Regions from separate parts of the Mus musculus genome. Here all the other regions are linked to region 4. Evidence: chromatin loops called from intact Hi-C (ENCODE). Cell type or tissue: heart. All regions are shown on one strand. Region 1 holds the start of Ccdc34 (coiled-coil domain containing 34). Region 2 has its middle 32 kb from the start of Slc5a12. Region 3 holds the start of Kif18a (kinesin family member 18A). Region 4 holds the start of Lin7c (lin-7 homolog C (C. elegans)). Region 5 has its middle 42 kb from the start of Bdnf.

What was found. Hi-C counts contacts between places; a loop is a spot of excess contacts. Peaks named below come from ENCODE experiments on the same cell type or tissue, not always from the same donor. Only the 100,000 strongest peaks of a DNase experiment are listed, where the experiment ranks them.
Region 1: a loop joins it to region 4, with 3 times the contacts of the local background. A loop is called at or near these places in 10 of 42 quality-filtered maps.
Region 2: it touches region 4 in a loop (4-fold over the local background); 2 of 42 quality-filtered maps call a loop at or near these places.
Region 3: it touches region 4 in a loop (5-fold over the local background); 7 of 42 quality-filtered maps call a loop at or near these places.
Region 5: it touches region 4 in a loop (3-fold over the local background); 4 of 42 quality-filtered maps call a loop at or near these places.

Annotation. Positions count from the first base shown.
Region 1 is chr2:110,014,746-110,019,745 of GRCm38, reverse strand. Ccdc34 (coiled-coil domain containing 34) reads right to left here and starts at 1,929. Exons shown (of 6, transcript NM_026613.4): 1 at 1,532-1,929. The coding sequence starts at 1,878. In heart, a CTCF peak has its summit at 1,987; a DNase peak (open chromatin) is centred at 1,955; H3K4me3 peaks cover 2,241 bases; H3K27ac peaks cover 1,278 bases.
Region 2 is chr2:110,562,501-110,567,500 of GRCm38, reverse strand. No RefSeq gene overlaps it. Among named protein-coding and RNA genes, the nearest start is that of Slc5a12, 32 kb to the left of the region's middle. In heart, a CTCF peak has its summit at 2,288 (motif pointing right); no DNase peak of the experiment used is centred here.
Region 3 is chr2:109,278,501-109,283,500 of GRCm38, reverse strand. Kif18a (kinesin family member 18A) reads right to left here and starts at 2,763. Exons shown (of 17, transcript NM_139303.1): 1 at 2,608-2,763. It also overlaps a transcript of Mettl15 not described here. In heart, no CTCF peak of the experiment used is centred here; a DNase peak (open chromatin) is centred at 2,750; H3K4me3 peaks cover 2,190 bases; H3K27ac peaks cover 1,604 bases.
Region 4 is chr2:109,887,448-109,892,447 of GRCm38, reverse strand. It overlaps Lin7c (lin-7 homolog C (C. elegans)), which reads right to left and starts at 1,570. Exons shown (of 5, transcript NM_011699.3): 1 at 1,527-1,570. The coding sequence starts at 1,563. In heart, a CTCF peak has its summit at 2,172 (motif pointing right); a DNase peak (open chromatin) is centred at 1,607; H3K4me3 peaks cover 2,160 bases; H3K27ac peaks cover 1,751 bases.
Region 5 is chr2:109,732,865-109,737,864 of GRCm38, reverse strand. No RefSeq gene overlaps it. Among named protein-coding and RNA genes, the nearest start is that of Bdnf, 42 kb to the right of the region's middle. In heart, no CTCF peak of the experiment used is centred here; a DNase peak (open chromatin) is centred at 2,274.

The DNA of each region.
Region 1 (5,000 bases), 130 kb before region 4:
GGGTCTTTTGAATATTGACTAGAAGGTATTCACCAAAGCCTTCAAATTTACTTTTAAAATATGTTAAATCCACACTGTCCTAAAAGTGCTTATGAAAAGACTCCTAAAATTCTAGTTCAAAATTCCACCAGGCTAACCAGGGAAGGCCTATTTCTTGCTGCTATTGGCAGTCTGAAAAAGCAGCTTGCTCTCTGTGACTTCCACCCTCACCGACGTGAACTTTCACCTGTCATCCTTACAAAAATGTCCTCCCATGTGAGTGACCTCCTATTTGATTCACTAATTCTTAAATGAGTGCCTTAGACTGAATGGGAGCTATCTTGCTACTTATATAAAAAGCACGGCCTTGCCAGCTGGAATTTCTTAAATCTTCTGTACTATGCCTGACACAGCCTGGCAATCAGAAACTTGTAAATGCTTCCTGAGGCTGCCATAAGGAATATATCCTAAAATGAAGCTGTCTTAGAAAAATTCCTACAGAGACAGGCCCTTTGTTCCAGTTTCCATAGTAAAAAGTATATAATATAAAGAAATGTAAGCCCTAAAGAGATACCTGAGTACTAAGCCCCGGGCTGCCTGTACTAGCTCTACGCCTTTGAGGCAGGCCTTAAAAAAAGATTCTTCGCATCCCCACCTTTTAAAAGGTTTATCTTTATTTATGAGTATATACGCACTGGGTATGAGTTTATGTGCACCAAGTGCAAGCATACAGATGTCAGTAGGAGACAGTGTCAGATTTTCTGGAACTAGAGTTACTGGTGGTTGTGAACCACCCGATGATGAAGGTCCTTGGACTCGAACCTGGGTCCTTTCCAAGAGCAGTTAGCCCTCTTAAGCACTGAGCTCTCTCTAGCCTAAGTAGACTTTCTATATGTATTCTAATATAGTTTTCTTTGTGAAATGATTTGGGCTTTTCTTTCTTGATAATAGAAGTCTTGTATATCTTGTTTATCTCTACCTACACTAATATGTGGCAAAATAGTAAATGTTTGCTGAATGAGTCAACGTAAATAAACATTAAGATGGCATTATTAACTAACCCCCTTGATGAACACTCACTATTCCATTAAATGTTCTCTCTCAGATCAGTTAACCTGTCTCTGCAGAGTATGCATGCACCCTTTGGGCATCTGTACCCAGCTCTTTATATTTAAAGCACCTACTTCCTACAACCCAGCACCAGCTACACATTTTGATGCTAAGTTTATGGGTAAGAGCTCTGGAGTCGACAACCTGGTTTTTGAGGCTTTTAAAGGCTCCTAGCAGCAAGTTTTGTGTGCTTGCGACTGTGTACAGTAAGTTTCTATGGAAACTGAGACAGCAATCGTCTATCTCAGGAAAAAGGAACTAGGAATCATGGGAGATCAGTGACCATTTGTAAGAATTTACCCAGCACCCTAGGATGCAAGTGCTGCACAGCCTTTGAGCTGGAAAACAGGAGGTTATGCGGCTCGGGGTAACAACAAAGCCTTCTGAATGCCATCTCTAAGGAGTCTTGACAAGTGCTGGGAGGGCCGAACCTTGAGTTTACCTGGAGCGCTGCTGGAACTCTATTCCTTCCAAGCTCTCCACCTTGCTCTCGGACTCACGGGCATCTTCGTCCAGGGCCTCTTCATCCTCCCCCTCACTGTCGTCCGCGCCAAACGGAAAGCTCTGGTGGCCAAGGGGAGACAACAGGGACAGGGTGGAGTTGCTGCAGCTCAGAGACGGCGGCGACAAGCACTCGGTCAGCGCCACATCCTCCAGCCCTGGATCCCCGGAATCCACTAAGAGGTCGACGACAAAACTCGAGGAGGGCCGGAAGCCCGGCTTGCAGCGGGCGAGGTAACGGGTGCACGGAGCCGGAGAGGCAGCCCGCCACGGCCCAGCGGCCCGCATCAGGCCCGCCAAGTTCAAACGGCCCGAGCAAGGCCGAAGGCGCGTTCTCCCAGCAGGCTCCGCGCGCGCCGTCCGACCAATCAGCGCCAGCTTTAGGCCGTGTTGTCATAGCGACGCTTGTAGCCCGCAAGGGGCTTTGTCTGGGCTGGAAGAGCTTGGCTTCCTCAGTCCAGGTAGGAAGGTTCCTGACTGACAGCTTCAGCTTGGCGTCTCCCCGAGTCGTCCGCCCATTCCTGATGCTGTCCCGAGTACTGTGTTTGCTGTGGTGTTGAAGGCCATTTGGTGCACGACACTTATCAGTGTCACTAAAGCGGATCCTTTAAAAGGAAAAGGCAGAAGCCTGAAGCCATGGTTATTCCCCCTTCCTCATAAAAGCTCAGGATCACTAAAAAAAAAAAAAAATCTAGCACTCGTGATTGAATTTTTTAGTTCATTTATGTTGTTGTTTTTTTTGTTTTTGTTTGTCTAAGGGAGAGAACTTTATCCTCTGTGGGCATAGTTTCTCACTGTATGGGCAGCATCTGTCAACATAATCAGTTCCCCGACCCCCAGTCGCCAAGGCAGGGTTTCTCTGTATAGCCCTGGCTGTCCTGGAACTCACTATGTAGACCAGGCTTACCTCAAACTTAGAAATCCGCCTGCCTCTGCCTCCCAAGTGCTGGGATTAAAGGCATGAGCCACCGCTGCCCTGCAACACAATCGGTTTTATCAGGTTGTGTTAACTTTCTAGTCTTCCAAAGCATTTGTGTCCACTCTCCAGCGTGTCCATACCAGAGCAGCAAATCATGAGCCAACCTTAAAATCCATCGTTCTTTTTAAAATGAAATTTTGAACTGTGATGCAATAGGCATTTTTCTAGGACTTCTTGGCACTCTCCTTTTAGGGGCCGAGGATCTAACTGAAGCCGGCAAGGAAAAGATGGCAGATACTGAAAGTGAGCTGCTTATTCATGCTCACAAAACTGCATACAAAAACGCAGCTTTTGGCTAATGTACATTACATTAGTGTAAGAATCACAAGTGAAATGAGAGTATCTGTAGAATTTTCATAGCGCAGTTAGATATGTTAGAAATACTAGCAACCAAAAGCGAAGCAAAGTGACTATAAATGACATGCTAGCACTATTTTGTTCTTTTTTTTTTCCAGTAAAAACAATGGCATTGGAAGAAAACTGTACGATGAACTAAGAAACGTGATTTAGTAGGCTTATGGTTGTGACTTACTCCAGTTATTCAGTATTGGCATATCTGGTTAAGATATTTTGTCAGAAAACACCCTTGGTGTCAGTAACTCAGAGACATTGGACTACCTTATACCTTCAAAAAGACAGGAACTTGAAAAATGATCCTCCATTCCCCCAAAAAATAACCTAAAGGTTTTGGGGAAGGGAATGGAGCTGGCTTTGAACCAGTAGTTTTCCTCTTAATATTCTTACATAGGCTATTTAACTGCAATGATCTTAATTTAATCCTCCCCAAAATAATCTACCCTGCTATCATAGTCATTCATTAATCCTCAGCTCCACTCAGGACCTGACATATCTTGAACTCTGTCACTATCCCACATTGAGTTCCCCATCATAAACCTCTCAGTGTAGGAATGTTAAATCATATAGTTTCCTAACCCTCTTCATGTTTTATTAAAGTGTTCTTGATACTCTAGGATCAGTGTGTTCACCAAGAGCATTAAGCCTTAAAGGCTACAAGGCAGTTAAATGGCCTGCTGTGGCTGTTTGAATGTGGTCTGTTTTTACAGTACTATTCATTACTTGGACTGAGACAATAGTCAAGATGGATAGGATTATACAAATGTATACATTAACTCTCCCCTTAAGTTACAGGGTGTGGACCTAACAGTATCCTCTTAATACTCATTTTCAATCTAATAATATGAGGGTTTTTTTTTAATTGGCGTGGAAAATCCCTGCAAGAGTGACTTTTGCTTAAAAAATATTTAACTATATTACAAAACTAATTCCTTTGCCAGTAATCCTTATGGCAATTTTATGACATGGGTTCAAAAATGTCTTCCTGCACATACTTAAGTATTAACATATGAAATATGTCTCAGCTTGCGTCAAAATAACGCAAGAGGCAGAAGGACTGAAGGGGCTTAGTGAATGTGGTGAAGATGAAAGGCTCATTGTGTGCCGTGGACACTTGTGAAAGGTGTAAGTGAGGTAATTACACCGTGCTTTTTGCTATAAAAGTTTCCAACATTCCAAGTTTAACATAAACTCACTACTCTCTCCAGAGCTAAGATGAATGGACTAAGCGGTGGGTTGGGAATGATTCCGTCAGTAAACTGCCTACCTCGAAGCATGAGCAGCCGAGTTCCATTTCCAGCACCTACATAAAATTGCAGTGGGGTGGCACAAGCTCAGGCCAGTCATTCTAGCTAATCAGATGGTCTAGCCTAATCAGTGAGTTTCAGACTAATGAGAGAACCTGTCCCAAATGAGGCAGATAGGCTCCCTGAGGAGGACAAGTTGCCACCTGGCATGAGCACACCTCCATACACCCACTCTCATAAAATAATAAACACAGAGAATTAGCTTCTGGTTTGGTTCGTAAGTGTTTTAAGGATTTACTGAAATTTGCTGTGGTTTATCAATTGTCTTTTCATTTGAGAAATGAGGGTTTTCTTAAGCATCTAGGAAAGTCACTGCATGTAGTATCTTGCAGATTGTTAAATTCTTGCCTTCAGTAAAGATCTAGTGATTACTATTCTCTTAAATATCACAATTTGTTTTTTACTATATAGTTTAGATTTGGGATAAAACTTTACTTCTAAATTTCAGTATAGTGTCCTAGACTTTTATAGATAGCATGAAAATTGTGTTTTCCAGTGGTTATTTTCAACATTTCTTTTAATATTTGGTAGTTACAAATTTTAATTTGACTGTGTGATACTAAGTACACTCAGTAATGCATCGAGCTATAAAATAAGAAATACAAGATTGCTTTATAGAAACTCTTGTTTAAATATCAGACGTCTAGCACAGTTTACCACATACTTTACCTAATATTCTATTGTTGTTTTATTTGGGTTTTTGCTTTGTTTTGTTGGGTGTTTTTGAGACACAATCTCTCTGTAAAGCTCTAGCTGCTCTGAAACTTACT
Region 2 (5,000 bases), 680 kb before region 4:
TCTATAGAGTCCCCAAGCTCCATCCACTCTTTGGCTGTGGGTGTCTATACTTGTCTGAGTCAGCTCTGAGAGACAGTTGCTGTCCTCTCAGAGGACAAATTGATACCGACTGTTAGCATAAAAGAGTATCATTAATAGTGTTAGGGATTGGTGCTTGCCCATGGGAGGGGTCTCAGATTGTGCCTGTTATTGGTTGGCCAGTCCCTCAGTCTCACTCCATCCCGCATGCCTGAATTTCTTGTAGATGGGACAAATAATTGGGTTGAAATTTTTTTGGGTGGCTTAGTGTCTCTATCACTCCACTGGGGTTCCTGCCTGGCTACAGGGGTGACCTCTTCAGGTTCCATATCCTCATTGTAGTGAGTTACAGTCAAAGTCACCCACATTGATTCTTGGGTGCCTCCCTTATCCCAGCTCTCTGTCTCATCCTGGAGATGCCCCCCCACACACACTACCCCCCGCCACCTTCTCACATCCATTAGTTGCAGATTTCCATTATTGTAAAACTTTTGAATGCCACTAGGGACAAATTATAATCACTTGGGCAACAAAGAAATAGCAAGCTACCATGAGAAGAACACAGAAGCAAATCAGCTAGTTCAAAGGTCCCTGTGTACAATGAGTACACAACCCGCCATTCATCTTATATACCTACAGCACATTTCTGAGCCTTGACTGTGCTGTGAAATGTGCTACATACATACTAATAAATAATTTACCTTTTAGTTTATCAAGGATAAAAATTGGAGGTTAATGAGAATAATCATCCCTTTATTGTTGTTGATATTAATACCACTTCTGCTATTGTTTCTACTTCTCCATGATTCCCCATAGTCCTCTCCTTTAACACCCACTCTCTTCTCTCTCTCCTTCTCTCTCTCTCTCTCTCTCTCTCTCTCTCTCTCTCTCTCTCTCTCTCTCTCTCTCTCTCTCCCCCTCTCTCCCTCCCTCTCTCTCTCTCTCTCTCTCTCTCTCTCTCTCTCTCTCTCTCTCTCTCTGTTGTTTACATCTGATTTTATTTTCAGCCTTCTTTCTGTTGTTCTCTAGAAGATCCTGAAAACAAAGTGACACACTGGCTTAGAGTGTTGTCTGAAGTACTTCTACTGACATTGATCTCTCTGCTCACCTCTAATGTTTGGACAATTCTTGATCTTTAACCCTTGGTTTTGTTCTATTTTCAAATAGACTCATTCTTTGGAATGCTTTTCCACTCTTATAGTTTCAAGTAATGGCATGCTCTTGGTATAGTATCATTTTTTTTTTATGTTTCCCATTGAGTTCTTGTATCAGAGTCACATTATCAAAGCCAAAGAAAGACAGAAAGGAAGAATGGCTCTGTAGAGCGAAAGTTTGAAAGAAGTAGAGAAGCGAACAAAACACAACTTTATTACTTTTCTTTTTCCTTTCTTATTTTCCCTAAGTTTTTAGGGATGAGGAATTTTTGACTACTTTTTGCTTGCTTGATAAGGAATGAATTAACAAGAACAAGAGGATAAACATAACTGAAAAGACAAACGACCAGACTATTTTAGAAAGTCTGACTTATGTGTGTGATTGCCAAAAGAAAGCACAATTCCATGCATTCAAATCAAAAGGGCAGGAGGGTTGGTGGTCAGCTGCACAGAACAGCTGGGTTCTTAGGATCTGTGCTGAGACTGTAGTTGTTTCTGGAACATGAAACTTGAAGGTACTGGTGACAGTTGGTGAGTATAATGCTTTCTATGTCACTGGGACCCATATTAGGATAGATCAGAAGCATTTTTGAGAATTTTACATTTTTAGTAATCCAATTACTGGTTGTTTTATTAAGGGACCACCCCTCACTGAAAAGTGATGCCCAGAAACCTTCAGGTCATCGTGTTTTTCTCACATGCTGGAAAAAACAAATGAATAGAGGAATACTTGTGTTCCAGACATTTTTTTTTAACTCTAAGACATCTTTATAATATCTTTTCTACTAGCTTAATTAATACCTAGTCTGTATGTGGTCAGGCTTTCTCTCACTTGGGGAATGTCCTCTGAATGCAGCAAATGTGTACAGTAAGGACCTGCACAGTCTCAAGACAGTAAGTCTTTCAGAAAAGTTAGTGGCAAAGCTGACAGAAATGAACCACACTAATACAATGATCCTTTCTTCTAAGAAAGACATAAAACCGCTTGCAAGACTCCAGTCTGCTCTAATACATCAACAGGATTTGTACTCTTAACTCTTGAAGTCAGAAACAAATGTCATGTGACCAGTTGCAATTTATGAGGAAAATTAAGCTGACAGTTGAAGCACGAGCTAAATGACCACAAGGGGGCAGTCTGTTCATGTTTAATTTCGGGATAGTATCCCTGGACTCAGCTGAGTCTTGTTTTTAAAGATGGGGAGAACTGAACAAAGTAGAAATTCAAAGACCACAGATGTGAGAGAAGTAATTTACTTCCCCTTAAGTTTGTTTGCTTTTATTTAAATCAATTTTCATGTGTTTGTGTTCTCTCTGTGTATGTGGTGTGTTGTGTGTGTATGTGTGTGTGTGTGTTAGTATATGGTGTGATATACGTGTGATGGTTATATGTGTATGTGTCTATGATGTATGTGTGAGTGAAGAGTCTGTGGTGAGTATTTATTTATGTGGTATGTGTACATGTGTGTGTGTGTGAGAGAGAGGGGGGGAGACAAAGAGAGAGATGTGTGTATATGTACGTTTGTGGTAAGTGTAAGCTCTATATTTGTCTATGTCTTGTGTCTATGAGTCATATTGTAGTATGTGTGCATGTGTGTACATGTGCATATGTGTCTATGTATATAGTGTATAGTGTGTGTGTATTGTGTGTGTGTATTGTGTGTGTGTGTGTGTGTGTATTGTTTCTTTCTTTCTTTCTTTTTTCTGAAAAGAGCTAAAAGCACAACTGATTTACAGAGCCTATAAGTCTGTCTGGGCTGATTGAGCCTGGGAGATCTCAGCCTACAATGAGACTAAGTTTTCAGTCAAGAAGGGAAGCTGAACAAGCTGTCTTCTGATCACAGCTGTCACTTCAACTTGGAGTCCTGTTGCTTTTCACCAAAAACCTTCCCTTCCGGTGTGTGTTTGCTTCCTTTGTGGTTTTAAGGAATTGGAATCTTACCTTAGCCTTGAGTTGTTTTAAATCTCAATTCAATTTTCTCATTTAGCATAATTCTAATGATTTTACTGTATACTTTACATTATTTATTTTACTAAGAAGATGGCAAAGACAAAATAACTGCATTTAATAGATGCAGCTGGTAGGCGTTTTTTAATTTTTTTTAAAGCACGGAATCTTAGGTGTAATGTGTACTAAATGAGGACAGATTTTAAACCATAGCAAATCAAAGGAGCAGCACAAAGCAGCACAATAAGCTCGCCCACACCGAAGACAGCTTTCTGCTTTACAAAATGCCACAAATCAGGAGAATTACTTTGTGAAATGGGAATTGTCCCACATATAGATTTTTCTGTAATTAAACAACTTAACAGTGTATTATATACATTTTCTATATAAAAATATCTGACACAAATGTAAACAGTTTTACAGTGCTCAGTTGTGTCCTTGTGCCACACCAGTTTTATCAAGTACCCAAACAAGCATGGTTCTTAAAATGCTATAGTCGAATGAACACTTAAAGAGGGAGGTGGGAAAGAAAAGGATAGGGAATGAAATTCACAGAGGATGGAAGACAAGAGACAAAGGAGGAGCTGGGTAAAGGATGCTGGATGAAGGCAGAACGGGGACAGAAGAGACCGAACTGGTCTTCACCATCAGGCTCAGGAGTCCTTTCCTTTTGTGTTAACAACTTTCAGATCATCACCCTGTATCTGCTCTACAGCTAATCTTTTCCATTCTCACCATTGGTTCTATAAAGGAGGAAGAGGAACAAATACCAGTATTGGAGTGATCCTCTCATCTCCATTACAAAGAAAACTGTGTATCTTTTATGTAGAATTAGCCAGAAGACTGAGACTACAAGAATGTTAACAAAAGCAAAATCTTATTTCTACTTCTGGTTCCCTCTGTGAGCTTGAGAAGAAATCATACAGAATGATGCCGGTGAAATGTGGTCAGATGCAAGGGTATAAAATATAACACCCGAATACATGGTTTTCGTATTTAGTATATTCAGACAGTGATGTGTCAGAGTATATATTGAAATAGAACTGCTGTAAGATTAGCGATTTAAGAGTATGGTTAAAGAATAATTTGAGTTTTTACTGGATAGTGTTTAATGTCAAGATATTTATAGTAAGATAATTTTGTAGTAAGATATGTGTGTGTGTGTGTGTGTGTGTGTGGAGAGAGAGAGAGAGAGAGAGAGAGAGAGAGAGAGAGAGAGAGAGAGAGACATACACATGTGCTTGTGTTATAGCCCAGCATGACTTTGAACTCAGTAGTCCCCAGCCTCAGCTTCCCAAGTGCTAGGATAACACATATATTGTTCTTTGATAAATAAAATAAATGGATAAAATGACAACATGCCAGCTATCTGAATATGGGTGGCTCATGAACACAAGGGAAAAGATGATTTCTCCCGAGTAGTGACTGACTGTTGATAGAAGCCATGCCTGTGATCTCCACTGACACTTTCTCCAGAGGCATCAGAAAGCCTTACAGTCTTATGTTTCATTTGATGCCATGTGAGTCCCCTGTAATATGTGCTTTAATGCTCCATCAAGACAAGCATTTTGTGAGCCTTGCATTTAGACCGCTTTAACTTCAAACAGCTACAGATGTCAGCATGAGGCTTCATGGGGTATTGAGACATTAAAATGAAAGGCATTGGGAATTTTTAAACACAGAAGAATTTAAAATGAAAACCCTCTTCTGCATCACAATGGGATGATAAAGCAAAACTGGAGAAATATTAAATTCCCTATAAACACGGTCCAAAAATAAAAGTGAGTGAATTACCTCTGTCCCACTCTAACTGGTCCCCCAAGTATTAGATCTCAGGCTCCTTGGAGATTTCAAAGATGATAATAAAGTTTTGGAACCATTGA
Region 3 (5,000 bases), 610 kb after region 4:
ATTATGGTCAATCTTTCATTGTTTAAAACGATAAAATTAGAATAAGGATGGGACCAAGCTTTTAAAATAGTTAATGAGGATTAAAGAGTTTAAAGCTAATTGGAACTTTCTATAGTTATTTTAAAATGCAGTAAGGATTCAAGTGATACTTGAGAAGAAATTTTGACAGTCTCTTAAAGGAGTTTTAAGAAGTACAATGTCAAGTGTAACTTTGTGTCTCAACCTGCTACAGATTTTAAGATTGATCTTATTTCCTATTCCTCTTTGTTCTTTAGCTAGGGCACCAGAAAGCAAAGATTCCCTTCTCCTACATTAAAGTGATGTTTTCTTTTTCAAACATGGCTAAAAGTCTGGTATCTAGTTGATTCTATATCAAGTACAAAGACCATGTTTAATATGAAACAGATAATTGTTATCTGTGGAATAGGATGAAGATTTGCAAATTCTTTTTGGACAATGCTTTGAGAACAGTATAGACCCTGATCAATTAAGTCATATTCCATCTTAAATGGTATGCTGTTAAAGAAGAAACAAAAGAGCCAGTGGTAAGATTTTTTTTGGTGGGAATAAAGTAAGTCTATAGATTACAGTAGACTATTGATCCATTCCTGAAAGACTGAGTATAAAAGAGGATGATGAAGGGGCTCTAACTGGCAATATTCAAACTAAAGAGCAAATGGTATTTAAGAGCCTTTCCTGCTACAAAATTGTATGATTAATCTATATGTTAGGAAATATAAGAAGAAAAAGAATGCTGAAATGACGGCAAATAGGATTATTATTTTAAACCTATACAGTTCTCAAATATAAATAATAATTAAATTAATAAAAGTATATAAAAATACATAGAATCCAAAAGGTAATTTACTCATGTATAGGCCCTGAGAATTTTCTACATAAAAATTAAAATTATATACTTCCTTTAAAAAAAATAAAAATACTTAGGTGGCATTAAGGATTCTACACATTCTAGATATACACTGTCATTATACATATATCACGTAATGACTGCAGCAATAAATTAATAGTCTGCCAACATGCACTCCCCTTCCTGTGAATTGTTATTTAGTTGGTATGTTTGGATTAGAATCTATTACCCCACTCCCCATCACTGCTCACCTCTGTGTTTTTCCTGGAAGGAGTGAATTATGAAATGTAACTTGGTTTTTTTCCTTTTGTTTTTCTGATACCATACAGTAAGTATTCTTAATGAATATGATTGAAAGGCTTTCCCCAGGTCAGTATGGTGGTAACAGTGATGCTCACATGAGTTACTCTCTGCCAGGAACCATGGCAGACACTTCATACCCAAGTCATTCAACGCGCATAATAACTATGCAAGGTTGCCTCACATACGGAGGAACTTAGTAATGTTTCCAAATGTTATTACTAATATGACAGAAAGCGGACCCAGCTACAAATCCAAATCTCATGACTGAGAAAAAGAAAATGCTTCCAAACAGGTGTATAGAAGCACAATGACATAGCTACGAATTATTCCCAACTCAGGTAGAAAATTCTGATTCGACATGGTTTAGAACAGGGACCTTGCCTCATTTACAGTTTCTATCTGGCTTAAACCTTTCTGTCAGTCACTGATTTGACTGCCTTACTAACACGAGGGAAGATTATCAGTATTGGTGGTGGGCCAATTGTTTTTCTATTGCCTTTCATAGCATTAACAGCATAGTCAATTTATAGTGTCTATTGAAAAGTATAACTACAGTGGGACAAAATGCTCTTTAAAATAAAAAAATCTTAAATATCTGTAAATACTGGTTCAATGAGAATACCTCTCAAGGCAAATCATTCCTGCTGACTGAAATAGTTCTTTTCATACACTGAATTCAATAGCAAGTACTATTTATTAGCTCTGTGGGATTCATATTCTCTAACATCAAAGGTCAAGAAAACCTTCCAAAACCCAAGGTAGGAACTGGACAAAGTGGACTGATGTCACCAACAAAATTAGTTCTACTCCAGTAATCCCCATTCATATTATAATGAGCAACAGTCAGCATTGGCTTTTTTTGTACTAGGCAAGGCAAATGAGCTCCTGCTGAAAAGGCTGCAGAAACTGCAGGATTAGAGGCTGCTTTCTGGCCTCCTGGCACTTTTTTGTCTTTGTTTCTTTTTTTCCGTGACCTTCAGCATCACAGGTGAGCAGTCAGGGCCGGTTTTGCTTGAGGCTACAACTGGGCTCCAGACTGACCTGACAGCCTCTCTGCACAAAAGCTCCTCCCATGAAGTAAAGCCCAGAAGTCGCACACTCCCATGTGCAGCCCAAGCAGGACACTCTGAATTTGGAATCCGGAAGGAACCTCACGCTCTAGGAGGCTGAACTGTGAGCGTCCTCAGTTTAAGTCTGAGAAAGGGACCAGCTTCCCCTCGGGGTTCAGTGGCGAAGCCTAGAACCTCGGTGCTGAGAAAGGCTCGCCTTGTCATGCACACTCGGTAGCTCCGGGTCTTTCCAAGCCGCAATACCGAGGGGACCCTCGACCTGCATCGCCCGCCGAAAGCTAATTTGTCGCCTGACACCGGATCCTCCACTCCGGCGACCCTCGAATCAACCCACGCGTCCCCAGACACAGCGCCCACCTCACTCACCTACAAGAAGTGACCGTCACAACTTGGCAGAGTTGGCTTCCAGGCGCTCCAAACACAGCCACAAATTCAAACCCAAGCCAGCTTCCCCAGCTATCCATCTCATTGGCTGCCGTTCGGATGACGTCAGCACGTCAGACGTTTTCCTGAGCGACTCGCAGTTTGGCGCCAGAGGCTGGGCCTCAGATGCCGGAGGAGAAGTTACTTTCCTGGGCGTCGCCGTGGCAACGCGCGCGGTCGTTTCCGGCAGCCGTGACGGAGGTGGGCGGAGCTCGGGCGGCGGTGCAGGTGGGAAGCAGCCACCTGGGATATTTAGTATTGCCACAGTCCTAGGGTCTGGGGTGCCCTGGGCTTTGGGTGATGTTTCTCTTAGGGGGAGAGGCGGAGTCTGCGGGCCTGTAAAAGGGCCTGGGTTATTTTGTCCTTTTTCCCTTTCTGATTAGTCAAGTTCCCAAGGATTAGGACTCAGGCTTTGGAAGGTATGGTGCCTCCATGTGAATTAATTACAAGTCCCAAGTCTTCTTTTGTCAGGGTTTCCTGGCCTGCTCCCGTTATTACTGATTAAAAATATTTGGTATTTGCGAAAATATTTGCTATTTGCCAGCATTTAACATGCTCCAAGTATGACCTTACAAACTAAAAATCACTTAAATATATTGGCCTAGTCACATTATTGGATCATGGGCTTCTTGTTTCAGATTGCATTATTTCTGAATGTATACATTAGAAAGAAAAATGCATTAAAAACATAGGGAATATTAAAAAATTGGCAGGGTATTTTATATTTGTATTGTTGGCTAGGCAAGCCTTTTATCAGTTGACATTCTCAACCCTTTAGAAAAATTTAGTAGTACGATCTGAATTACATTGTTATTGTTTATATGACTCTATTTAGTAAGCAACTCTTACTTGCAGATTTTAGGAGCATATTAGTACACACTGAAGTCAGCATCCCTTCCCTCCTGGAGTTTAGATTTCTGTAAAAATAGGATGTTACAGGGCAGAGGATTTATGCATGTGTCTGTCTATTGTCTATCTATCTATCTATCTATCTAATCTATTTTATATTTTTAAACAAGGTCTTGCCCAGTAGTCATGGCTGGCCTGGAACTTGCCATGTAGACACAAATGGGCTGGAACATATAGAGATCTTCTTGCTTCTGCTTCCTGTGTGCTGAGATTAAAGGCATAGGCCACCACACCCAGCAGTGCAGAGTACTATTAGTCACATTTTTACGTTGAAATCCCATAGATTATGATTATGTCTTAAATCTACTGAAGAAAATCAGGAGAGTTGCAAATTATACATTATTCTTTGTTTTATGAATTTTTTCTGAGCCCTGGAGAGTGCGTCAATAAAGTGACTACTTATTTCTTATTATAGTATATGTACCAACTAATGCCATCATCATTTTTGTGACATTGGTTTGGTAATAAAAATGAGGAGAGTTTGCAAGGCAGTGGTGGCACACGCCTTTAATCCCAGCACTTGGGAGGCAGAGGCAGGCAGATTTCTGAGTTCAAGGCCTGCCTGCTCTACAGGGTGAGTTCCAGGATAGCCAAGGCTACACAGAGAAACCCTGTCTCGAAAAAAAAAAATGAGGAGAGTTCATTTTGTTTTAAATATTCTTTCCATATATAGTGCTTGACCTTTGGTGTCTCAGGCATATTTTTAACCCCTTAAACATTACCTTACTTTATTCTCAAAACAGACTATAAGATATAAACATATTGTTTTGATTTTATTAGGAGAAAACTGAAGTGTTAGAAAAACTTTTATAGGGAAGTATTTCTCTTGTAAAAGAAACCAAGTCAAAATTAGCCATTTGTTTTTAAAATACTTTCTAGGTCAAGTGACTATAATATATTTTAATTTAGTTTGAAAATATGTTTATCTTGTTATCTTGAAAAATTATATTGGTAAATGACTAAGTAGGCATGTACATTCCATCTTTGTCTTGTTTTGACATTCACACTATATAGGCTTCTTAGTGTTACAAGTGTCGCCACATGTAATCCCAATACTACCCATTTAATTTCACTTCTGCATTGCACTTGCTTGATAGCAGGGTTCCACTAATGAGATCCATACTCTCCAGGAATCATACATTTGGTTAAAACAGAGAGGTTTTAACAATACAACCAATACTATTATTGTGCAGTTGTCAACTCATGAATTTGGCAGAAGTAATAACAGGACGAGAGAACCTCATGCTTTTTAACAAAATTAAAGAGTCGGGGTAGGGGACCGGAACTTCCCAAAAGTACAGGGTTAAGAAGGTTGAAATTTCCACCTTTGGTTAGAAATTGGATGATGCATGGAGCCATTATTTTATAGTAGACAGAAAATTGAAAGTTACATTTAAACTTTCGCCAGACATCAAAACAATTCTTAA
Region 4 (5,000 bases):
GTCATATGTACTGGTATTTTGCTGTGGAATTGTACTGTGGAACTTTTGAGAATATGCTAGGTCTGTTAGAATTCTTGATCAGAATCGGACTTGACACCAACTGCCTTGCTTATCCTGCTAACTGGCAAAAACCAACTAGGACTTCATTCCTACCAATATTTTGAGCTTTCTACTGTTTAACTGAAAAACTTCCTAACAGCAAAAAGCAGATGTCAGAGGGAAAAGGTCCACATTTTGTGCTTCATTTAAAGATACAAAAGAACGCCATCTTGTTTGAAACTTGCAACTCTTCTGGTTAACACCAACAGATTTGTTCCTGTGTAACAATGTGTTCAAAGCACATTGACACCGTAGTACTTGAGGGGAAAATGACACAGCTGTAAGCCTACCTTATTCTTTCCCAAGCTACCCTGTCACAAACAAGTTCATTTATTTAAAAAGAAACAAAAGGCTCCCATGGTCACTACAATAAAAAGCAAAACGAATCATAATCAGCACAGTGTGTGAGGAAAGAGGTTCTATTACATACACAAATTTTATAAAATGATTTCCTTCTTGGACGATATTGAGATTATAATTGTGAATACTAAATATATGCAATGTCAAACTCCATCCCAGGCGATGTTTGCCAACAGCACTCGAAATGCTTAACTGGTACTTTCTGGTTACTATGACTACCGAATTGTACAAAGCTTGTTCCAGTTGTCTGAAATTTAAGTTGGGGCAGAACAGAGTACAATACTGGAAAGCTGCAACTGGACCCTGGGAGAGTCTTTTCACAGGCTTCTCTTCAATCGGGTTGGTTTTTCTTGGCTGTTTGCTCTAAGAAGCAATCAACCAACCAGGTTTCCAAGTGTAGGGTTTATGAGTATGGAATTGCATGGCACTTAAAAGTGACTTACAATCAAATCACTACTCCACCTAGTTATGTAATCTCCTTCCCAAGATCAAGTCAGTTGGAGGGTTTTTTTTTTGTTTGTTTTTTGTTTTTGTTTTTGTAAGCATCCTCTCCGTGGCTGGAGGGGTGCGAAAGTTAGGAAAGAGCAACTCAAAGCCCGGAGGCTGTGGTCACAGTACTGAAGGAGTCTGAGTTTTAAATGGGGGCGAGGGAGTTTCTGCGGGAATGTGTCTGTGTCGGCCAAGTGGCAGAACCAGGCCAAGAGGCCACACTGATCTGTTCGCGCACACTGACCGTAGACAGTGCCGGGCTGCGTGGTGGCCTCGGCTTTTAGGGTCTATGAAGCTGAAAGCCGATGCTGCGGTGCGGACCCAGGGAGCGCCCGTGCCTACAGCCGTGGGCAGGCCGCTGAGCCGTGCTGTGCCCGCCGCCAGCCTCAACGGCCGGCTCTGGCGAGCTTTCAAACGCCAGCCAGCGCCCCCCGCGAGCAGCGCCCGGCGCCGAGGCCGCCGAGGGCTTCCGGGGCTCAGCGTCCGGGTCACCTTGCCTCCGCTCCGGCCCGCAGGCAGAGCGGTTCGTAGTCTCGACCCGCCCCACCCACCGCGGCCGCGACCCCCGCCGCACTCACCCCTTTCCAGCCGGACAGGTTCGCCCAGCGCCGCCATCTTCTCTTCGGAGGTGCAGACCCACAGGAAGTGACGACAGAGGGGCCGCGGTGGACCAGGCCGAGAAAGCGGAAGGGCGAGGATGGTAGTAACGCGAGAGCTAGAAGGATGCGGGTAACTACGCAGAGCGGTAGCCGGGGACGCTTTGCGACCGACGGGTGGCCTCCTTTCGTGGGTCTGTGCTCGTCCACTTCCAACAACCTGAGGTTGAAAAGAACCGATGTCCCGAGTGTCCCCTGCCTCGGGGAAGTCAGGACCTTAGTTCCGGCCCTTACCCGACCGACGGCAGCCTCTGACCGTCTAGGCTGGTTTCCCCATGTCCGAGTCCTCTTATAAATTCTTAATATCCTAGCTTGATCTAATTTAAAAAATTTACAATTCGAATTTTATCTAAAACTCTCTTTGAGCAGAAAGGTGGGAAAAAAAACAACCGGGAGAGAACGCTTTGGTATACACGAAGTATTGTTTTTAGTTAGCCGATTCAAAATCTGCTTGTGAATGAAGGATGAAGCATAGATTTTGTTTTATGGGTACATTTTGTAATTTGTAAGAATTTTTATATTAATGGGTGTTTTGCCCTTATGTATATCTGCACCATTTACAAACCTGAGGCCACAAGAGGGCATCTATTCCCCTGGAACTGGAGTTACAGATGGTTGAGACCTGCCCTGTGGGTGTTGGGAATCTAACCCCAGGACCCCTGGAAAAGGAGCCAGTACTCCTAACAGCACTGTCTGTCATCTCCAGATCCTCATAGGGCCACTCTTGAAGACTTGGTGGACCCAAATATTTTTAGTCACTAATTTCAATGAAATAATTTTTGTGAAACTTGGATTTGGGTAGCAAAGATCATAGTCCAGTGTTAAGTTTGTAACACCTGCACGACAGGATTGTTTTAATAGCTGGTTGCAGGTGACCCATTCTTTCCGTTGAACTGCAGTTTTCTACATGTTGTTATTAGGTAGTTGAATCCCACCACTGGGCAGTAGCCTTCAAGCTTCCTCATGCTCCATACAAATGACACAGGTTTTCTTGGCTGACAGGAGCTATTCTTATGAGCTGGGGTTACACATTACTTACTTTTCCAGAGACTCGAATCTGCAGACTTGTACAAGCTACACAAATCTGAGCTTTATCTCTATCTTCTGCTCCTTTGGAGTAGTCTTTTTCCATGTCTTTGATGATAAACACACAAAAAATCCCAGAATTCCAGGCTTACGCAGAAGACCATAAAAGTTTCCAGAGAATAAAAGGTCACCTTCTAAGGACTAGAAATTGAAACAGGATGCACTTTCTTTCCTTAACACAGCTGGAAGGACTCTGCAAGCTATAAAACTGTTACAGAAAATTGAATAATTCTCAAACTAGAATTCCCTCCTTGTTTTCTAGAGCTTCCATAGTGAAGTATAACAAGCGGAATGTTTTAAAACCACAGATAATTGCCTCACAAATCTGAGAGCTACAAGTCAGGAATAAAGGTACTATGTTCATTTCTAATCTACAGGAACCCTTCCTTGTCTCTGCCTGGCTTTCTAGCAGTTTTCTGGAAGTCTCTGGTGTTCCTGACTTGTGCTACTCAGCATCTTAGTTAGGGTTTTACTGCTGTAAACAGACACCGTGACCAAGGCAAGTCTTACAAAGACAACATTTAATTGGGGCTGGCTTACAGGTTCAGAGGTTCAGTCCATTATCATCAAGGCAAGAGCATGGCAGCATCCAGGCTGGTATGGTGCAGGAGGAGCTGAGAGTTCAACATCTTCATCTGAAGGCTGCAAGTGGAAGACTGACTTCCAGGCACTTAGGAAGTTGCTGTGATAGCCCACACCCACAAGTGACACACCTACTCCAACAAGGCCTCACCTGCCTCAACTGAGCCATACCTTCTAATAGTGCCACTTCCTGGGCAGAACATATGCCAACCATCACACTCAGTCTTTGTTTTCATACTCACATGGCAGTCTCACTATTATTTTCGTCTGAGCATTTTCTTAGAAGGAGACCAGTCCTATTAGACCAGGGGAGGAGACCAGGGGCCTACTCTAATCCAGTATGACCTCAGCCTAAGCTACATAAACAGTGTGCTACTACCACTGACTTATGATTCTCAGGTATGTGTGGTTTTTTTAAAGGGAAGGAGCCAACTTATTAAGCTGATAAAATTATCAGGAGAGAAGTCATACTGAAAGACGTTTTAGGGGGCATGGGTATAGCTCAGTGGTTGAGTATTTGTCTAGCATGTCTGATATCCTGGGTTAACCCCCAGCCCCACAGTTTCATACTAAACATATAAATTCTTCTAAAAAATTACTTTCCATACATACTTTCTCAAAAGCAACTAGGAAACATGCTCCATCAGAATTAGGAAGTTATATTGCCGATGTAGCTTAGTGACAGAGCAGTTGTCTCAGCACTCAGAAAACAGAACCAATTAAGACGACCCTAGAATACTTGTTTCATTATTGTCTCTAGAGAAACATAACTAACAGAATGTGTACACTCACATGTGTGTACAATCATGGAACACAGACTTACTGTAAAGATTGCTTCAAGTGATCATGAAAGATAAGATATATCATGATCTGTGGCCTGCAAGATGGAAGCATGAGAAAGAAGACAGTAGTAGTCTCAGTACAAAGCCACAGGTAAAAAACAAACTAACAAACAAAGAAAAAAACAAAAACAACAACAAAAAAACAGAAGTTAATGCGGGTAGCCCTACTTTGTGTTTGGTGATCCCATGATCAGAACCGCTGGGCTAAGGGCAGAAGTATATGACTCAGTTTAACAAGAGAGAAGGCTGCTTTTGTATGCTCTTCTGTAGTATCTAGATCGTCAAATAGATAGATTAGATGATGACTACCCACATTTCTTCTTTTTAATATTTATCTTTAATTTTTTTATAATCCCACCATTATCCCCTTCCAGGTCTGACAGTTCCTCATCCCATTCTTCTCCTCCCACCATACCTCCATTCCACCCCACCTCACCCTGCTAGGCCTTCCCACTCCCTGGGGCCTCAGGTTTCTCAAGGGTTAGGAGCATCTTCTCTCATTGAGGCCAGACCAGGCAGTTTTCTGCTGTATATGTGTTGGGGGGCCTCATATCAGCTAGTATATGCTGCCTGGTGGCTCAGTGTCTGAGAGATTTTAGGGGTTCTGGTTAGTTGAGACTGCTGGTCTTCCTATAGGGTCACCCTTCTCTTCAGCTTCTTCCAGCCTTTCCCTAATTCAACCATAGGGGTCCCGGACTTCAGACCATTGGCTGGGTGTAATTATCTGCTTCTGTCTCAGTCAGTTGCTTGTTGAGCCTCTCAGAGAGCAGCCATGCTAGACTACTGTCTGGAAGTACAACATAGCATATGTAATAGTGTCAGGCCTTGGAGTCTCTATTGCTCAGGGGAGAATTCTACCTAAGCCACCTCAATAAAATCATACAGA
Region 5 (5,000 bases), 150 kb after region 4:
GTTTTTGTGTTCTTTTAAACACCCAGATGACCAACATATAACCAGAGAAAAGAATTATTCATTTAGGCTTTTAAATACATTCTTTTTATTGCTGAGATGTACTGCTATTTTATGGCTATTTAGGGGCAGATATACTCACAATGTAGTGTTCATTCAATTATCCTATGAACATTCAATTTAAAACATACATGTTGAGGGCTTTCTGACAGGTGGATGGCTGGAGTGTGGCAGACAAACAGATGAATGGAAATATCTAGTACCTAAGAGAAGAAGAGTGGTAAAACAAGAGTGCTGGCCAGCATAAAGATAATTACTGTCTATTAAGTAGTTACTATTTCAAGGGAGGAATCCCAAAAGCCTCATGGGAGTCTTCAAGGTTCTGTAGCATGTGACATTTAAAGAAAAATGAGGGTGGAAGAAGAAGATTCCTTTGTGAAGAAAGATGTGATTAATTGAAAAGCTGCTTTGATAAGTTCACAATGGCGCATAAGATGCCTTGGGCTGAGTCTGATTTTGGAAGGTGGAAGCATCTTCTATTGTAAAATGGAGGCAGAGCACAAAGCTGAGAGCTATGGCAGAAAAGAGTCAAAAGAACATGTAGTGATGTTTTTTTTTTTTTTTTTTTTTTTCTGACCAAAACCAATGGCTTATCAGGCTAGTCTAAAACTTCTGAAAATGAAATCCTGAGCATTTTGAAAAGTAATTGTAGCATTTGGTTAACTTCGAATTGTTGTGAATTGCTTTTGAATAGATTTGGTGAGAATGGAAAATAGTCAATCACCAAGATTTTCTACGAGAAGATGCACATGGGGTTACTACATTACAGGCAGGATTGGCAGATAGAAGAATTGAAAGTGCAGAACCTGTGGAGGACTACTGTCTTCTAGATACACCCCAGCTATTGTAGTCCTCCACTCACAACAGCTATGGTCACCTGCATAAGATAAAGCCAGCCAAAATTACTGCGTAGATGGGGAGGCACTCTGCAGATCCTATATCTAACTGAGGAAGCTATCTAACTGGCAGTTGATAGCTTTTGAGGAAGGAGGGTCATCCGTCTTGGAGGGAGCTTCCACAGTTAGGTTACAGCTGGCTAGGACTTTTCATGATCCAGGAAGGAAGCATAAAAGAAATAAAGGCATAGATTACATAGAGATTCCACATAGCGAGAGGGAAGATGTGGAAAGGGAGGGCAGTGTAAGGTATGTAATGAGTTGTTTGAGTATATGATGGGGAGAATAACCTGAAGCCATATCATAAAAGTCATGAATGCCACTGTGACTGATGTGCACTCTGTCAGTAATGATGAGCCACTCCACGTGTTAAATGGAGAAAGATTATATAATCTGTCCATCTATCACTAAGATATATTAGAGAGCATATGTCCTCTGAATTTATCTCCTGGTTATACCAGTAATTGCCTCTGCCTCACAGCCTCTCTCAGCATTAGTTCCATGAGAAATGGCCATAATTAGAGCTACAGTCTACATTTGTTTCTGACATGCAATCACCAAGCAGACCAGGCCACCATGAATGCTTGGGGGGTACTCATTTGAAGCTACACACACACACACACACACACACACACACAGAGAGAGAGAGAGACACACACACACACACATACACACACACACTGCCTTAAAACACTGTTGATTTAAAACATTCCTCCCGCTCCATTTTATCCCTTGCAAAAGCACTGGACTTTATTCCCTCAAGGGAAGACTGCATCCTTGTGTCTTTTTCCACATGAGTACATTTGTGTATAAGTGGGTATGGTGACTTGCACAGTGTGATTGATACAAAGCAGTTTCACACTCATTTCCATTGAACCTTCAGAAAGATAATATCCTAAAAGGCAAGAGGTAAGCCATAGACAACACAGGGGCAGGGTGTGTGTGTGTGTGTGTGTGTGTGTGTGTGTGTGTGTGTGTGTGTGTTTGTAGAGACCACTGGGAGGCTGCTATATTCCAGGTGAGCTGTAGTGAACACCTTAGCCAAAGCAATGGAAAGAAAAGCTGAAAATGGAAGGAAGAGATGAAAAAGAGCCCAGAAATACAAACAAAGGGAAATTCTGACACCTGCATTTTGATCTCCTTGACATTGCTCCCATTTCCTCTGGGGACATGTCCCGGATAAGGGTGAAATCAGATGCTCCTTGGCAGTTTCAAATGACACCGCCCCTAACTTTCCATTGGATAAGAGATGGCCCAAAATAGCCTCTGGTCCCACAGTCGAGATGATTACTGGGACTCGGATTCCTATTCTGAAAACATGGGGAAGAAGCCAGGCATTTGCCCACTTACCCTCTCAAGCAGCTGACCTGGGGCATTAGCACCCTGGTGCCTGCTGACACAGTACATCTGCCAAATTCGATTAGCCTGGCTAAGCCAGGCATGTCCTGCGTTGCTGCTAAAAGGAGCCCTCCAGGAAGGGGTTATAGGATTCAGAGATTTTATTCTTTCTTCTAAGTGTCAATCACTACTGCCTATTTGGCAGTTTACGGTAGGGGAGGGGGACAGACAAAAATATCTGAAGGAGCAGAAGACAAAGGCAAAGAGTATTTTAATGGTCACTTTTGAAAATAGGGAAAATCCTCCAAATAGTCATGATAGATTGTTTTTGTTCTTCCAGTTGAACCATTTAAAGCCTTTTGGAGGCCAACAGAGTAAGCCAGGCAGTAGTGAAACGACACTGGGGTGTGTTACTGGCTGAGAGCAGCTGATGACCTGGCTGTGAGGAACTCCTGTAGCTTCATTCTCTACACTGCTAGGCCAAGGACCCTCACCTGCAGACTCAGACTCCTTGCAGCCTTTGTGCCTATATTGTTCCTGTTCAGGGCTCCTGCAGGAGTTGATAGACCTTGGCCCAATACTACAGGGTTAACCTGGACTCTCCAGTGTCCCGTCATGACTCCAGAGGTTGCTCCTAGCGTCTAGAGTGCCTGTCTCTTGTCGCTGTGGTTATGCACGCACTTATGCTTAGCTGACTCTAGACCTGGGGTCCTGCTTGGCTAATGATCAACCATTAGAATTCCATGATCTTAGTCATTAGCTGACTCAGAGGAAGCAGAACCCTGGTTAATACTTTACCCTGAACCCACCACTGGGAAGACTTTTGGAAAATACAGTTGCCTGGGTTCCACTGTCAGGATTCTAATTTAACTTGCCCGTGTTTGAGGTCGGCATAAGAACTTTTAAAGCTTCTTTGTGTGACTCAAATGTACATGTCAATATTGAGAGCCATAAGTTAAGATTGAAGCCTTTGTACAATAGGGATATTAGCTCAAATCTGACTATATTATTTATTAACTGTGATAACTCAGAAAACCTATGTAGGCTCCTGTGTTGTCAGTTTCCATGTCTATAATTACATGGCCATCTGGTTTATATTTTACAGAGCATGGAAAGCAGAGACTCTGGTGTCTCATACAACTTAAGGATGTACTATTAGAGTCTGTTCTCAAATTCTTTTCCTCGTTGGTGTTTAACTAACACTTAGGACACCCATCCTTTACCGGCTTCTCACTGGATCATCTGTTTGAAGTCCATGGATGTCACTCCGAGGTTAGTGTCTATAGAAGATGTATCACCCTTTCAGGCTTTGTGTCTGCTGAACCTTGAGTTTGGTGTCAGAACCTCCACCACCTGACAGACCTGTTCTCGAAAAACTGGGAAATCAGGAAAGCAAGTCAAGTTCATCTTTTGGGTCAGTTCTTGTCAATTGGAAGTGATCACCCAGAACATAACCATGTGAAATATGAATTCAGTTAGAACTTTGCAGAGAGGTATGATATATATATGGAAGACTGAGGAGAGAGATAGTAGGTGGTGGTGTCCAAGACTGTTGCAGACCTATCAGGGTTCGAACCATTGTCCTTTTTCTTCTCTACCAACCATAAGTACTAAATAATTCTGTAAAGTATTGACCTGGGCAGGCTGGATGTGTTGCTAAGTGGTAGTGTACTTGCCTATTACACATGATGCCAGTCCTAAGTACCACTCAAAGAACACTGACTTCTGGAGGACTGAGCATTCCTGAGTTTAGGAAGTAGTTCTAAAACGCTCACCTACCCAATCCCAGCAACTCACAGGAAGCCTTTCAGATCTGTTACAAAGTTGAAGGGATGACAGCTGTCTCATTTCTAGGTATTGAAAACAGCTGGCTTAAAGTAGAGGGAACCCTGCCCTAGTGTTGCTCAGCGTAGAGCCAGCAGCATTGCATACACTTTGGGAGGGGCCTTCATGCAATATGAGCCTATTTGCCTGTTAACCCTTAAAAGAGCCAGTCAGTGCTCTTTTGAAGTTGAAAAGAATAAGCATCATTAGTGGTCTTCCTTTCTGACGGAAGCTCAAGTCTCTCCGTTTCCCGTCCCCCCCCCTCTCCTTTTTTCCTCCCCCTTCCTCTTCTCCGTCTTCCTCCCTCTTTGCTTTCCTCCTCTCCTCCCCCTCTCCCCTGTACTTTCCCAGTTTCGTTCATGTTCTTTTAATTTTGACAGGAGTTAGGATAGTGGCTGCAGATGCAGGCTACATGAAATCTAGCCCTGCTCCATTACTCATAAACACTGAGAACTTTGGCAGAAATTTCCTTTGTGTCTTAGTTTCTTTGTATTGGTGCGACCAATCCATCATAAATTTTGTGATGTGAGTTACTCTATGCAGGTGTTAGGAATGTTTATGGTATTCGAGAGTTTTCTGTGATCAGGGATGGAATGGATGTTTAAGATGCGACAGGAGACTGAGGCAGGCTCTTCTTTGACCACCTTCAGAGATGTGACAGTGATTCCATTTCTCTTTGAGACATGAATTCATCCATCTACTGCTGCCTCAGCCCTTGCTATTTGTCTGGCACAGACACTTAGGGACAATGGATAACATTTGAAATATGAATTCCAGAGAATCACCGTTTATTGTAGTTTTCTGTTCCATTTGCCTATGTATGTGGAGTGGCTACTTCTTAACTGACACAAAAGTGGATAAACAGGAATTTACTTTCTAGAAAAA